Linked DNA regions of Mus musculus: region 1 is linked to region 2. A link is a loop called in an ENCODE intact Hi-C map of the cell type or tissue named here. Cell type or tissue: gastrocnemius. All regions are shown on one strand. Each heading gives the region's core, and the rest is flanking DNA. Links, peaks and the distances in the headings are about the cores only.

What was found. Peaks named below come from ENCODE experiments on the same cell type or tissue, not always from the same donor. Only the 100,000 strongest peaks of a DNase experiment are listed, where the experiment ranks them.
Region 1: it touches region 2 in a loop (5-fold over the local background); 9 of 42 quality-filtered maps call a loop at or near these places.

Annotation. Positions count from the first base shown.
Region 1 is chr9:101,395,753-101,403,324 of GRCm38, forward strand. No RefSeq gene overlaps it. Among named protein-coding and RNA genes, the nearest start is that of Gm24638, 6.4 kb to the left of the region's middle. In gastrocnemius, for the core only: a CTCF peak has its summit at 3,301 (motif pointing left); no DNase peak of the experiment used is centred there.
Region 2 is chr9:101,178,086-101,185,657 of GRCm38, forward strand. Ppp2r3a (protein phosphatase 2, regulatory subunit B'', alpha) reads right to left here. Exons shown (of 14, transcript NM_001161362.3): 5 at 2,250-2,352. Among named protein-coding and RNA genes, the nearest start is that of Gm24338, 41 kb to the right of the region's middle. In gastrocnemius, for the core only: a CTCF peak has its summit at 4,034 (motif pointing right); DNase peaks (open chromatin) are centred at 2,322 and 4,055; H3K27ac peaks cover 1,586 bases.

The DNA of each region.
Region 1 (7,572 bases), core at 1,231-6,230, 220 kb after region 2:
GAGAGTGTGGGAAGATGATGGGGGTCAGAGAGTAGGGAGGACAGGAGAAAATACAGTGTCTTCTGGGTTTCATTTACAAATTCATAGTAGCTGCGGTTGTGTTTGCTTGTAAAAACCTGCACAAGATTGAGCCAATCAATATTCTATATGAGAGAAGGTTTATAAACCCTGACTCTTAACTGAGGAGCTATGGACAGTTGGTTGCTCCCGGAGGGGGGGGGGAGGGAGTCAGTTTCTTTTAAGATTATGGCTTCTGGTAGGCTGATCATATTCCAGTAGATGACCCTACACCCAGAAATATGTGCAGCCCAAATTATAGTCAATAGGCAATTAAAAAAAAAGAGGACATAAAATTTTGTGGGGTAGAGAGGTAGAAATGGTTCTAAGAAGAGTTGAGGAGAAGTATTTGGGTGAATATGACCACAACAACTGTGTGGAATTCTTAAGGAATTAAAATAAATATTTAAAGATAAAAAATTTTAAAAACTTAAAAAGTATACCTTTCAATATGCATGCATTTGTGTACTTTTTAATAGTTTTTTTTTACTACTGATTTCTAGATTTGTTTCACGATAATATGATAAGATAGAATTTTAAAAATCATTTTGCATTTTTTTTTTTAGGAATTGTTTTTTGTAGTAAAAGGTTACACATTTTAGAGAAGTTTCCATAGGCTTCTTAGAAGAATGTCTATTTCATATTTGTTTCTTGTTTAGTTTAGTTGATGTATGATGCGATCTAAGCCTGGAATTTCTTTGTTGTTTCTATTCTGCATGACCTATCTATTGAGGAGGGTATGTTACTTAAACCTTCTGCTTATTATTGCATTAGGACCTATCTGTCTTTTTTATAATCAGTAGTGTTTGTTTCCTGGAATTAGGACTCTTAATGTTTGATGCACATGCATTTACAATTGTTGCATCTTCTTCATTTGTTGTTCCTTTTATTAATATTTAGTGGGTTTTATGACTTGAAGTCTAGTTTATCAGACACAATAACTGTTCTGTTAGGTTGTTTTAAGCTACCATTTGCTTGATGTATTGACCTCTATCTTTTTACTTTTAGTGTTTATATGTCTTTTCCAGTTAAGGTGTTTATACGTATGTGTATGTATGTGCTTGTGTGTGTACATATTTGTGCTTGTGTGTGAATGTACATGTGTGTGTGTGCATGCACATATCTGCATATGTGTAGAGATTAAAAGTTAGTGCCAGGTGTTTTCCTCAATCACTTTTCTCCTTTTTTTAAAGACAGAATCTCACTGAACCTGGAGTGCATTGATTTGAATATATTGGTTGACCAACAAGTCCCAGGCAAGGCATCTTCATGTGTCTGATGACCCAGTTCTGGAATTGCATTGCCTACTAAGACCATGAAATGAAACAAAACAATAGTAAAAGCTCCAAGGAAAGACCATAAACTCATAAACAAACCTATGAAAATAACATCAGACCACTCAACCTAAACTATTAAAGCCAGGAACACATATAATGATATACTCCAGGCCCTGAAAATAGTTTGTACTACCGCACCTGGCTTTTTACAGTGGCGCTGGGGATCAAACTCTGATTCTCCCACTAGTGTGACAGGCACTTTACTCACTAAGCTGCTCTGCCAGCCCCCCCACCCCCCGGAGTGTGTTTCTTGGAGACAGAAATTAGTTGGATGCTGTTTTTAATTCAGTCAGGCAGTCTATGTCCTTTTAATTAGAAAGGTAAGGCTACTTAGAGCTAAGGTTATGACTTATAGAGATTTACTGATTCTTGTAATTTTTAGGCTGTTTTCTAATCATCCGAATTATTGTTTGTTATCTTTCTCTCTATTCATATTAAGGATTTTGTGCTTTACTGAGCTGGACATAATTGATTCTTTTCAGTTTATTTTTGTATTTCTATTTTCATGAAATGTATCCCTTTGTCCCCACTTAATATTGAGACATTTCCCCTATTCTTTATGTAGAATTCGATTAAGGATCTTCTACAATGTTGAATTAGTGTTAATGAATTACTCTAGTCTTTGTCTTGAAATGCCTTTATTTCTCTGTCAATTTCAAAGGATAAATTTGCAGACTCGAGTAATCTTGGTTGGCAATTATTTTCAGGGCTTGAAGTAGACATTATATGTGTTCCTGGCTTTAATAGTTTCTGTTGAGTGGTTTGGTATTATGTTGATAGGGTTGTTTATGAGTTTATCGTCTTCTCTTGAAGCTCTTAATATTGTCTCTTCATTTTGTGGACCCAGTATTTTGACTGGTGAATTGGCAAAAAGATCTTTTCTGATCATGTCTGTTTGGCATTCTAAATAGCAATTGTGTCTGAGTGTCCATTCATTGCCAAGATTTTGGAAATTTTCTGCCGTAATTTTGCTGAAATAGGGTTTTTCTATTTACTTACATACTTATATCTCAGCTCCTTCTTTGTCCCCATGGATTCTTAGGTTTAATTTCTTGATCATTTCCTAGAAGTTGTGGACATTCTGATTTTGTTTGTTTATTTATGTCTGAACCTAACATTTCCTTGACTTTGTTTTCAACTTTCTTGCCTTTTCTGCTTGGTTTAGTCCATTAGCAATATTTTCACTGCATACTATTTAATTTATTGGGTTCTTCATGTCTTAGCTTTTTTATTTGTCAATCCTTGTACACATTGTTTCTTGTCTGATTTATCATCAGTGTCTCTGTTCTCTAGGTATTTCTTCATTCATCTGATTGTTTGTATCAGTTTTGAAGTCATTGATCATGTATACAAGTAACAAAACATTGTAAAAGCAATACTATCAAACTAAAACAGATACAGAAATATACTTTAAGTTAATTAAAGACAAGTGAGTTACCATCAAAGACCATAGAGTAGAATATAGCAAGATAATATAGGGTGAGTGATGAAGTTAAAAATTCCTAAGGATACAACCTGGATAACAACAATAGTAGAATGGAATGAAGGATGATAGTGTGGAAAAGGAAGGAAGGAAGAAGCATTTAGAAGAAAATTCAAAGAACAGCAAGCAAAAGACAGAAGAATGTTTGCAGAGAGACAAAAACGTCAACTAAAATGGAAGGAGAAGAGAGCAGAAGAGAAAAAACATCAAGAGAAAAAAACCTGACATGACAATAATCAAAAATGTATAAGCAAAATCCGTCAAACTTCAGGAGAATTTAGAATATTTACACTGCTTCTAAGTATAAACATAGTAGCAAGAGTGTAGTAGAAGGGGACTAAGGGGGGAAACTCAAGGAACAAAAGAAAACAAGCAAACAACAAACACACAAAAACAATGTATCAATGGCACAGGTTCCTCTAACGGTGGACACTGCCCTCTGCAGGGGTTGGTCAGGGTTTCCCTTGTTTCTGACTTCTATCAGCATTATAGACTATTCTTGCTCACTCCAGATTCTCCCTGGTTTATACATCTTGGGATGATGTTCCAAGGAGTATATCCTGAATATCCTGGGGTACGGGAGAGACAGGTGGAACACTGAGATATGTTTGTGGGTGACTGTCCCAGTGCTTTGTAGGTTGGCTTAGTAATAAACAGCCTTGATAGAAAAGGCTATAAGGGTATTTGCTCTATATGAGTTGAGAATTCTCAAGTCTGTAAGTGAAAGACTGTCCAGCAGAGAAATAGCTGTGTTTTGTTACCCACTGAAACCAAGATGTTTTGTAGGTCACCACAGCAACTCTGCTTCATGGTGGCTGATGACTGCGTCTCAATGAGAGGTTCAACAGTGACTTGGACATGTTTTATATCCCATGTTTCCTAGTAGATCTGGTTTTGTTCAAGTACCCAGTTATCAGGTACTGGGGTTCACCTTGGTCCCGATAGATAAATCTTCATTATTACAAATCAGCCATGTTAATTACATTTCTCCGCCCCCCTCCCTTTCCCAGTGGTTATTTTTAGAAAGAAGCACACAATGGTATTCTTGGCCAGTGAGATAAAAGCACAGTCTCTTTGTTATGGCATAGGCTTCTGGGATTGGTTTTTAACTTTTAAAGAGACACAAGAAGAAGGTAGGCCCTTTTGCACTGCTGTGTGAGGCTAAGATGGCTGGAGCTGCTGCATCCATCTTACCACCATGAGGGTTCAAAAGTAAGACAAGGGGCGATATGCTTTGAATGGTGGAGCTGGGCGACAGATGGGAAGAACTTGGATCCTGTATGATTTGATTGGAGTGTGCCCCAGTTCAAAGCCTCCTATGAAACAGTATCCCTAGGCCTTTTTAATTGATGGAGGCCAGGGTGTTCTGTAGGACACAATAGCAGCCCTTTGTCACAATGGAAGCCATCTTCACTTGTCTATCTGCCTGGTTCTCTGATGGGAGGGAGGGGGGCAGGGTCAGACCCTGCAGGTGTTTTTTTGGTTGACATCATACATCTATGAGAAGGAGCAAAGATTGCACGTTAAGGATGGGAAGACCTCCAGAAACTTTATTGCGCAGAACCTTTTGCTTTTTATTCCTCAAGCTGGAGAAACAAGAAAATAAACCCCCATGTATTTAATCTCTTTTCTTCCCTAGTCCTTGCATCTCTATATATCTCAAACATGATAATTTTATGAGCAACCAAGTTATACATAATACATTTTATGTTCTTAAATGCATCAACTGATCTTAGATCTTTAAAGGATGCTAGAAAACAAGAACAAAGAGTGCCCAATTTGTAAATTAATTTGGGAGTATAAATCTTTTTTTTTTTCTTAAGTGGATTGCTTGAACTCAGAGTGCCTTTTTTCCCACCAGAAGCAATAATAGCTGGGTTCAAAGTGTTGCCCACAAAAAAAAATCTATATAACCTACAATGTGCTACTGCCTCGTTCTTTAATAACTGTACTAACGAAGTGTTGGCAGTGCATGCCCTGAGCAGACTCTCTATTTTGGTCTTTGTGTTATGTCAATGTTTTAATTCTCAGAAGAACTTCCTATCAAAGGAAACCAGAGCTCAGATATGTTGAGTAACTCATTCAAGGGCACACAGCATGTGTATAGTAAAACCAGGACCCTCAGGCCTCCCTGGCCTCAGATTTGGTTGTTTTCACACTCACTCTGTCCTCTTGATGGGTCACAGTTACCATCTTCATTAAGGTTTCTAACAAAAAGCATTCTTAATTCTGTTTGCTATGCCAAGAGCACATCTCAGCCATATGTTTTTTCTCAGTAGATTTTGGAGAGAGAAAGCATGAGAGAGAGAGAGAGAGAGAGAGAGAGAGAGAGAGAGAGAGAGAGAGAGAGAGAAGAAGGAGGAGGAGGAGGAGGAGGAGGAGGAAGGGGGAGGGGGAGGGGAAGGGGAGGAGAAGAGGAAAGGGCAGGAGAAGGGGGAGCGGGAGGGGGAGGAGGAGAGGAAGAGGGAGAGGGAACTCTTTGGTACTCCATACTGTTATTCCTAGACAACTTGTACCCAGCCCTGGCGTTTGCATGCCTTGGCACCCCCCCCCCGCTCCCCTCCCCCCCCCGCAATCTTATTGGATAGCTGATTTTATTTTGCTGCTTTACAGCCCAAACCATTGAAATAGAGTTGAGGAAAGGGCTCTGCAATTTTTCAAATCTCATTTTGGATCAGAATTTAACTTTGTCAACATTCAATAAAATGTGGTTTAAAAACAATGAGATTTCTGATGGGTCCTCATCCTCCGGATTGGCAGCGCTCACTAGGTGCAGATCATCAGGAACTTCTTTATGCCTCATGTCATCCACCCCTCCCAGCTCCTTCCTCTGCCTTGAGATCGAACCTTCTTTCCCCATCAGGTTACTACTCCCTCGCTTCCTCTGAAAATGTTGACAGCATGTAGACGCTGTCAAGCTGCCTAAAGCCTCCCGCTGGCCTTTATCATACCAGTGTGCAGCTGTGGCTTCTCTTACTCAGAAAGAGCCTCTAGTCCGGATTTTGTAGTTTCCTTTGATAGCACTTTCGGCACCCTCTCTTTCTTCAAAAGCAAGCCCCAATTCCTCCTGCTGCCTGGCAACTCTTTTACTATGCATCCTTTACTGCTAGGAGGAGTATCTTAAGGCTATCCTTCCTGTCTTTGGTTATGATTAATATTACATCGAGGTCTCACCCGTGCCGTAGTAATTACATGTAGTTGGTGCAGTCGTTCGGACCTGGTCTTATGTTTGTTTTCCTTTCATATCTTAGAATCCATCCCTGACTTCACTGCACACTCAAAGGGTACAGGCAGGTTTACCAGTGGAACCCTTTAACCCAAGAAGGTGTTGGTTGCTGATTGGCTGAGAGGAGGAGCTTCCATAGGTACTGATTGCTGATTGGCTGAGAGGAGGAGCTTCCATCCTTGACTCTCACTCTGTCATTTCTACAGATCATTGGAAATTGGCTTTTTAAAAGTGGAAGTAACATGAAAAACAAAAGAGGAAGATGTTATCAACATGATTGGCACTGACAATATATGCAACCTAATGAACACTTGGCTAAGAAATTACTCAGGGTTCTTAGGAACAAATGATTTAAAGTTATTGCCAAAACAAGTGAAAAGTGTTCCCTTCGGGAGCTGAGCATCCGTGGTCTCCACAGACCTTTACTGCCATTAGTTGATTAATTAATTCATTAACACTCATAGAGTACAGGGTATTGACTCCATATGGCACTGTGCAGGCAGTTGGATTTCTTTAGAAAATTTCTCATAGACGAAAGCACAGAAATAGTAAATAATTAAGCTCTGAGCGGCTTGGCTGTGATCTTTTATTGATCAAGGCAAAGATTTGAGAGCAGGAAGGCTTCAGGCGCTCTCTCCAACCTGACTCTATTTGCCCCGTGATGACATGTTACCGTGAGACACTTGTTCTTATTAGAAAGCCTTTAAGGGAGAAAACAAGCGGGCAACATGTTTATGGTCAGAGTTACTCCTGTCCAAGGTTAATCGCCCCTGCCATGAAGACTGAGCATTTCCTGGTGGGTTCCCAGGAGGTCATAGAAGTGAGATGACAGCCGCGTTGCCTGCCTCCTTCTCAGCTCTGCTTTCCTTAAGCTTCTCCCACCCCCTAATAAAGCTATTAGGCCAATGACTTATGACCGTTCAGCTCTGTGAGACCTCCAGGGAGTGAAGGTGGGGGCCAAACAGAAGTGCTCGAGCACGGATCAATGACCAAGAAAGTGGCTGGAGCTTTTCTGCCAGGTGGGAATTTTGTTGCTTCCCTCCAAGGGCACCAAATTGGTTGCCCCGGCTCTAGATTGTGCTCAGCACTTTACTACAGTTCTTATCCTCTGGGTCTACAAAGGGATCCAATGGGAGGGAGACAGGGAAGGGAGGATAGAAGAGGATGGACAGCTGTCTCCCGTGCTAAGCCTTCCCCAGCCTCATCCTGCTACAGCTCACATTGCTCCTGCCTGGTCCTCAGTCACAGCCCTCCCTCTTCTCAGCAAAGCTTCTTGAAGGAATGAGCTCCACTCACAATGTTCATAGTCCTATCTCTTAGACACATCCCAGTCTGGGTTTTCATGCACCCCTCATAGCTGCTCTTTGGTCCCAAGGTTATTGTGTGTCTCTGCAGGTCAGTGTAACGCGGAGCCATGCAATTCGTCTGCTGCTGGAATGATAGGGTTTGGAAATTGCCCACAGCTTTCC
Region 2 (7,572 bases), core at 1,692-6,691:
TCAGAACGAAACAAAATAAAACAAACAAAAACATACATGGTTATTGATCATAGTTAGTGTATTTCCAATTCAACTCTTGAACACACTCCTATTTAAATTTGCATCCTTGTTAAACATCTTTGCCAGTCTTATTAGTGACAAAGATAGCAGGATCTGTGGAGCTTGCTGGCTAGTAGCTGAGCTCAGGTTTAATGAGAGATCCTGTCTGAAAGGAATAAGTAAGGTGGGGAGTGTTTGAGGCAGGATGTCTTTCTCAAGCTTCAGTGAATACAGAGTATACATACAACACACATGCAGACATGGAGACACGCACATCTGCACACACAAACACACACTTAAAAGGATAGATTTTGGGACTGAATCATTTTACAGAAAAAGCTAAAAACCTCTGGATTTGAAAGATCTTCTGGCCATGGATTGCTGTTAGTTCAGTAATGACCCCCAGTTTCAGATCTGGGGCACAGCTCCATGCTGAGGGAACCTTAGGAAAATTAATATTTTCTTCCAGACTGGCAAATAAGGGCTAATATAAAAAACTCAAGTAAGTGACAGAAAATAAAAACTTCTTTAAAAAAATTTGGATTTATTTTATGCATATAAGTGTTTTGCCTGCATGTTTATCTGTGCACCACATGCCTGGTGAACACAGAGGCCACAAGAGGATGGTAAAGCTGCCATGTGGATGTTGGTAATAGAATCTGAGTTCTCTGCAAGAGCAACTTTGCTTTTAACCATTGGGCCAATGCTCCATCTCAAAACACACAGTTCTGAGATTTATTCATAAAGATCTGAGACATATCTTTTCTACATGTAGAAAACATATTTGAAAACAACAGGTTTTAACATTGCTGAAGCAGAAAAGAAAAAATGAGAAGTGTCCTGTTGTTTTCATTTATTTGGTTCCATCAGTGCAAATTGTCCCAAACAATTGTGTTCCCTGGATGAGTAAATAGAGAGCTATGGAGATAGCATAAATCACTAATCTCCCTGAAATCCGGGGTAGTAATAAGGCCTACTGCCCTTAACTTAAATGATTCCTAGGCTGGAAAGCTCTGATACGCAGGCTTTGTGTCTTGTTTTTCTCGCCTACACATGCTTTCTTTTTACTGTGCTCCTGCCTACCTTTATGGGCTAGTGGCAACTGTCCTTGCAAACCTCAGTATAATTGATTCAAGTTTCCATTCTCTTATTTCATCATTCATCCACTGGTTTCTTGAGACAGCTCTTGGTATTTTAATAGTGTAGGTTATATCCTCTTGCTGTCTCCAGTGCTAGGATTACAGGCAGGCACGAGCAAGCACCATCATGCACAGCTCTTTTTCCTATTCTAATCTTCTGTTACAAATAGATCTTAGTGGGAAATCAGAGAGCCATTTAGATATGTGCGTAAACCAAAGAGTCAGGATTCACCGAACTCCCAGACTACAGAGTTCGTGACAGTTATTCTGATTATTTCATAGCCTTTTCTTGTTTCTGACCAGATTCTTTAAAGATTTCCATACAACATTATTTTGATTATATTCTTTCTCAACTTTGATCCTCAACTTTGTTTTTCTCATTCTTAGAAACAAACAACAAGAAAACATCCCGTCCTGGTCCCCCTACCCCCCTCGCAACCTAGTTCATTTTATGTTGGCCAACTCTTCCAAACTCTTCCAATGAGGTTTGCCCTGGAGAACTGTTGATACACCCAGGATCACTCCATTAAGAAAACTGATTTTATCTCTTCCAAATACTATCAGTTCCTGCTAGGTTCTTAACGATGGCTGATGTTAAATTCTACAGTTTCCTGAGATGCTCCATGCTTACCGCGACTGGCTAGGGAGGAGGCTGGATACAGTGGAAACAGCCCTGCTTTGTCCATTTTATACTGAGTTTTGTTTTAGATTCCATCTAACAAGATTTTTTTACTACTAAAACAATTTGAAAACCATTCTTAACAATCTGGCTTCTAGATGTATGTAGCTCAGTTGCATAGTTACACTTTAAAATGAAAAATTATAGTTATACTTTACAAGTATAGATATACTTTAAAATGAAAAAAAATCACCATAAGGTATATGGTGGTATATACCTTAATCCTAGCATTTGGGATTAAGAGTTTGATGTTAGCACTGGCTATACAGTAAGACGCCGTTATTAACAAACAAAAAATTTCAGAAACAACCAGCCAAAGAAACAAACAAAAAACCCCCTTTCATACTCCAAAAATAAATTCCATTTTTAAAAGGTACAAAAAAAAATATCACCTGAAGTAAAGGGATAAAATCCTCTTGTTCTAGATAGCTGCAGCTGGGCTTTGCCAGAAGCCAGATGAACTTGGCAGCATCGTCATGACGGTTACTTAGCAACCTACAAAAGAAACACTGGTTAGGAAGATCTGGTGCTCAGAACATACAATGACTACACACTTACAGGCTGGTAATTTTAGGCTGACTTGGGTGCTATTTAGATTAAGAATCAAATGTTCTTTGTCTTTTCATTTTCAGTGCTGGGAATTAAAGGGTAAGCTTTGTGCAAGTCCCCTACTACTGTTACCCCTGACCATGGCTTCCATGCTTCTGGTTTTTGTCAAAGGAGTGTCAATTACAGGATGGTGAACTTTTCTTCTGGGATGTTTTTGAGACCGAGACCATGGGGTGAAACTAACTGATAAAGGTAAATGTGTTATTAGGGAGAAGGCTCATTCAGTTAAGCCTCACGGGGCTTTAAACTCTGACTTTTAAAGAACAAGCTTCGGGACGAAGCCCTCTGTCACGTGTTCTGACTTTCTAGAATTCCTCACCTCCAACCATAGTTCCATAGACCCTGACAGAAAAGTCAAAGCACTGAAAAAGCAAAACAACTACTTTTTCCTGGACTTTGTTTTTTATGTTTGTTAGTTTTTGTAAAAATGGTGGTGCTAAGCCAGGCAGAGGTGGCACATGACTTTAATGCCAACACTTGGGAGGCAGAACTAGGGCAATCTTGGTGAGTTTGAGGCCAGCCTGGACTACAGAACTAGTTCCAGGACAGCTAGTTCCAGGACAGAAACCGTGTCTTGAAAACAAAACCCAGAACAATAACAATAGGGAAAAGGGTGCTACTCAGACTTTGTTTTCTGGGTTTGAAACTTTGGGGTCATTTAATTTTTTCTTATCATCTATATCTAATTATTAACTCCAGATTTTCTGATTTTCCTTCATTAATCAAATTGATTATTGAATGCAAACTGTATGTCAGGTATTTTATCTGGCCTTGAATGGGTTTGGATAAAAGAAAATGAGATAGTTTTATTCCCTATAAGGAATGTACAGTTCAGTGTTTGGTTTCCAACAGAATCATACGACTGTGGAACCACTGCGGTATTGAGTAATGAGTACAGCTGTCATGAAAGCACAGAGCAGGCCCGTGAGATTTCCAGCAGAGAAAAATAGGAAAGAAAGAAGTGTTGTGGTGAGGAGGGCCGCATGCACAGATGCCTGGTGAGAGAGTCATTACAGCGTCTGGGCAACACCCAGTGCAGAGCTCGTAAGAGGAGGGGAGAATTTAAGGTGCTTGTTCTAAATCCAGCCCAAAGGCACTCTGACAGCAGGGAAATGATTTCCTTATGCTTAGGACTTCACTATTCAACTTCAAATTCTATACAGCTCTCACTAACAGAGTAAGCCAGGATGCATGTGTCTATGTCAAAATATTGTAATTCTATATTATCACCTTCTAGTTATTCTTTGTGCTTGAATACTTTTTGGTCTTAAAATATGGTATCTTATATTGCAGCCCACACTATGCAGGAATTCATAGCAATCTTCTTACATCAGCTTTCAAAGTGCGGGGATTACAGGCATGAACCCTTATGCTTGGCTTAAACATTTTATATAAAATACTCAAACTGCTTGCTATGAAGGGTGAAAATCACAAAAAACTTCAAAAACTCAAATCCCATTCCTAGGGATGGTAACTCAAACCATCATTCACTCACTCAGTGTTCCTAAATACTCACCCTTGAGCCTGCCTTACAGAATCTGACTTTTAAATGGCATTTAAGAGGAGGTCCCACTAGAGGGCGCCCACACCATTTTAGTAACTGACAGTGTACACTCATTCAGTAGGACTTTCCCACCGAGGGATTGGAATGCTGCTGGTGCCCTGTAACTCCCTTGGTGAGCAGTTTCTGCAGACTTGCCCATCATGACTTTCTGTTCCTTTACTCTTCTGCAGAAGTTGCTTTCCCTCAGAGATGGCAGCTCATTTCAATGGATGGATGTGACTGCGGGGGCCATTACTGCTGTGCTGCTCTGTCTACCCTCTCAGAGACAGTCTCAATTAAAAGCTGGCTGCGACTTTCCCAGTAAACATGTAAATCTAACTAGACACAAGTTGTGCTTTGCTATAGTCAGCCTCCGTTACTCATGCTGTCCTGGAATATTAAAAATATAATATCAACAGATTCTGTTTAGATATGATATCTCTTCTGCTAGACTGTTTCCTATTTATTTTTAATCTCCAGTTTGTTTACAGTTTGCTCTTAATCAACACTCACATCTTGCCTTTTTCCTAGACTGCTAGGTAGTTTTTGGCTAACAATACTGAGCTCACTGACTAAAGAGGCCTCTGACAAGGGCCATGTGGGTTATTTAACCCTTTACATTCTAGTTCATGTTACAGATGAGGACTTCTCAGGGCCAGGCATCTACCTGGATAGATAGTTGAAAGAAGAAAGGAAGAGAGTTGAAGAAGCCCAATCATCTATAAATTTAAATTCTTAAATCTTACTACTGGTTTTTACTGGTTTTATATTCTAATTAAACCCAAAATTCTCAGTTCAAATTCTGATTTTGCTACTGGGAAAGGAGTAGACGAAGCTGAGTTCTCTGTGATGTTTGTCTGTTTTTATGAAAGTCTGTCTATAGCCCTGGCTGGCCTGGGACGTGTTATGTAGACTGTGATGGGGGTTCCTACTATTCAGGCCTTAGGATCTTTTCCTGTTCCGTGTTCTAGATTTGGAGACTACCAAGGGAGAAGTTGGGAGGCAGGGTAGAAATGATATAAATATAGTACTCATGTATAAAATTCTCAAAATAATTTTATTAAATAAGAAAAAAACCACCCCAAGGGCAAATGCTTTTTCCTCTGTCAGTGCATGCTGCTCATTAGTACTTTTTTTTTGTCTTTCCTTTCTTTGTGCTACTTCTGGTTTTTTGGGGGGGAGGGGTTAGAGACAGGGTTTCTCTGTATAGCCCCGGCTGTCCTGGAACTCACTCTGTAGACCAGGATGGCCTGGAACTCAGAAATTCGCCTGCCTCTGCCTCCCAAGTGCTGGGACTCAAGATGTGCACCACTAGCTTTGAAGAAGTCTCTTACTTTTCCTCTCGCTGTAGTGTTGTCCAGTTGGTGTAGATTCCCCTAAGGCTCTTCAATTCCTTGGTATCTGAACAACTCAGAACCAATCCAGAAATACACTGGGACAATAGGAAGTACTTGTAACCTTTGGCTTGGGTGGAGTTCTGTAAAGAAGTATACTAACTGATAGTGTCTTGCATACCCTTACCACTTCAGTCCTAATACAATAAAGAATGTGATTTACTGTTGGAAATTTTAAGACCAGGAATGCATTTATTAATCATTTGTTTTCAAATATCACAACTAAGATCCTTTGAGGAGTATGAAGGAATTAGAAGGATCCTCTAAGTTTAATTCTACTGATATTATGTGTGTGTTTTAAATAGTAAGTAAATAGTATTTCCATTTTACTAGGAGGAAAGGTATGTAGGCCAGAAAAAGCAAGAAGAATATGTACAAAGAAGGCTTATTAGTTAAAAGGGGAGATTGACTGTGCTGGCTAGACTTATGTTAGACACAGAAACTAGAGTCATCTGAAAGGAGGGAACCTTGATGGAGAAGAGGACTCCACAAGGTCCAGCTGTAAGGCATTTTCCATGTAAGGCCCAGCCCACTGTGGGTGGTTCCATTCCTAGGCTGGTGGTCCTGGGTTCTATCAGAAAGCAGATTGAGCAATCCATGGAGAGCAAGCCAGTAAGGAGTACCCCTCCACGGTCTCTGCATTAGCTCCTGTCCCCAGGTTCCTGCCCTGCTTGAGTTCTTAACTTCCTTCTATGATGAATAGCAGTATGGACCTTTCCTCCCCAAATTGCTTTTTAGTTATGGTGTTTCATCACAGCAGTAGAAACCCTAACTAAGTCACTGGCTCTAAGCTCCTAAATTAGCAGTTCTTAGTCTGTGGGTCAGGACTACTTTGTGTGCTTGTGGAAGTCACATATTAGATATCCTGCATATTAGATATTTATATTATGGTTCATAACAGTAGCAAAATAAGTTATGACATAGCACTGAAATAATTTTATGACTGGAGGTCAACAAAACTCAAAGAACTGTATTCAAAGGTCACAACATTAGAAAGGTTGAGAACCGACTCTCCTATGTAGTGTTTTAAGAAATAACACCTAGGGAACAAAACACAGCTCTGCTGATGGAGTGTTTGCCAGCATGTACAAAGCCTTGGAGTCAGTCCTCAGCCCTGCACCCACCTGGTGTCGTAGTAACACACACCTGTCAAGTCCTCAACGTGAGAAATGGAAGCAGGAAGGTCAGAAGGTCTGAGTCATCACTAGTGAGTATGAGCCCAGCCTGTGTTACATAAGACAGAGGTAGGTAGATCTTTGTGAATCCCAGGCCTGCTTGGTCTACAAAGACGGCTCCATGACAGCCAGGGCAGCTACACAGAGAACCCCCATGTAGAAAAGCCATATATCTATATTCTGTAAGAATGCAAGGATTTTGATAAATCAACTCGATACAATTTTCCATTGGATATTTAAGACTGTATGTATATTTTTCTTTTTAAAATTTATTCTGGAGTGTGTGTGTATGTGTGTTGGGGTGGGGAGGAGAGAACAGTGCACTCACAGGGATGTGCAGGCACAGTGCATGTGTGCTGTGCTGGCCAGAGGACATGCACTTTCTACCTCTTTACAACTCTTTATTCATTTAAAGCAGCATCTGTCACTGAACCTGAAGTTTCCATAAGACTGGGTGGCAAATGAGATCCTGCTATCTCTGTTTCTGTGTCTCATGCTTGGGTTACAGGTACATACAACCATTCCTGGATTTTTATGTGGGTGCTAGGGATTTGAACTTAAGTCCTCATATTTGCACTCTTATCCATAGAATCACCTCTCTAGCCTGCAGGAATGCTTTTCTTGTGATACACATGGTTCTGCCCTTCAAAGAGAATCTTTATTTACTTCTATCATTACTATTGGATTTAAATGCTTACTCTTTACTTTTATAGGTAAAACCAAGAAAAAAAACTGCCAAAAATAGCTATTTAAAAGTATTTCGGCAGATTTGCTTTACTGTTTAAAGATACAGTATTAAAAACTAGAAAAAAATTATGTGTACTGGTGTTCTGTTTGTATGTACCACATGCATGCCTGGTACCTGAGGAGGCAAGAACTAGAGATACAGAAGGCTCAGTCATGTGGATGCTAGGAATCACCCTAAGGTCATTGCCCCTAAGATCAGCAGTGCTATCAACTTCTCAGCCATCTCTCTAGCCCTGTTCTTGAGACA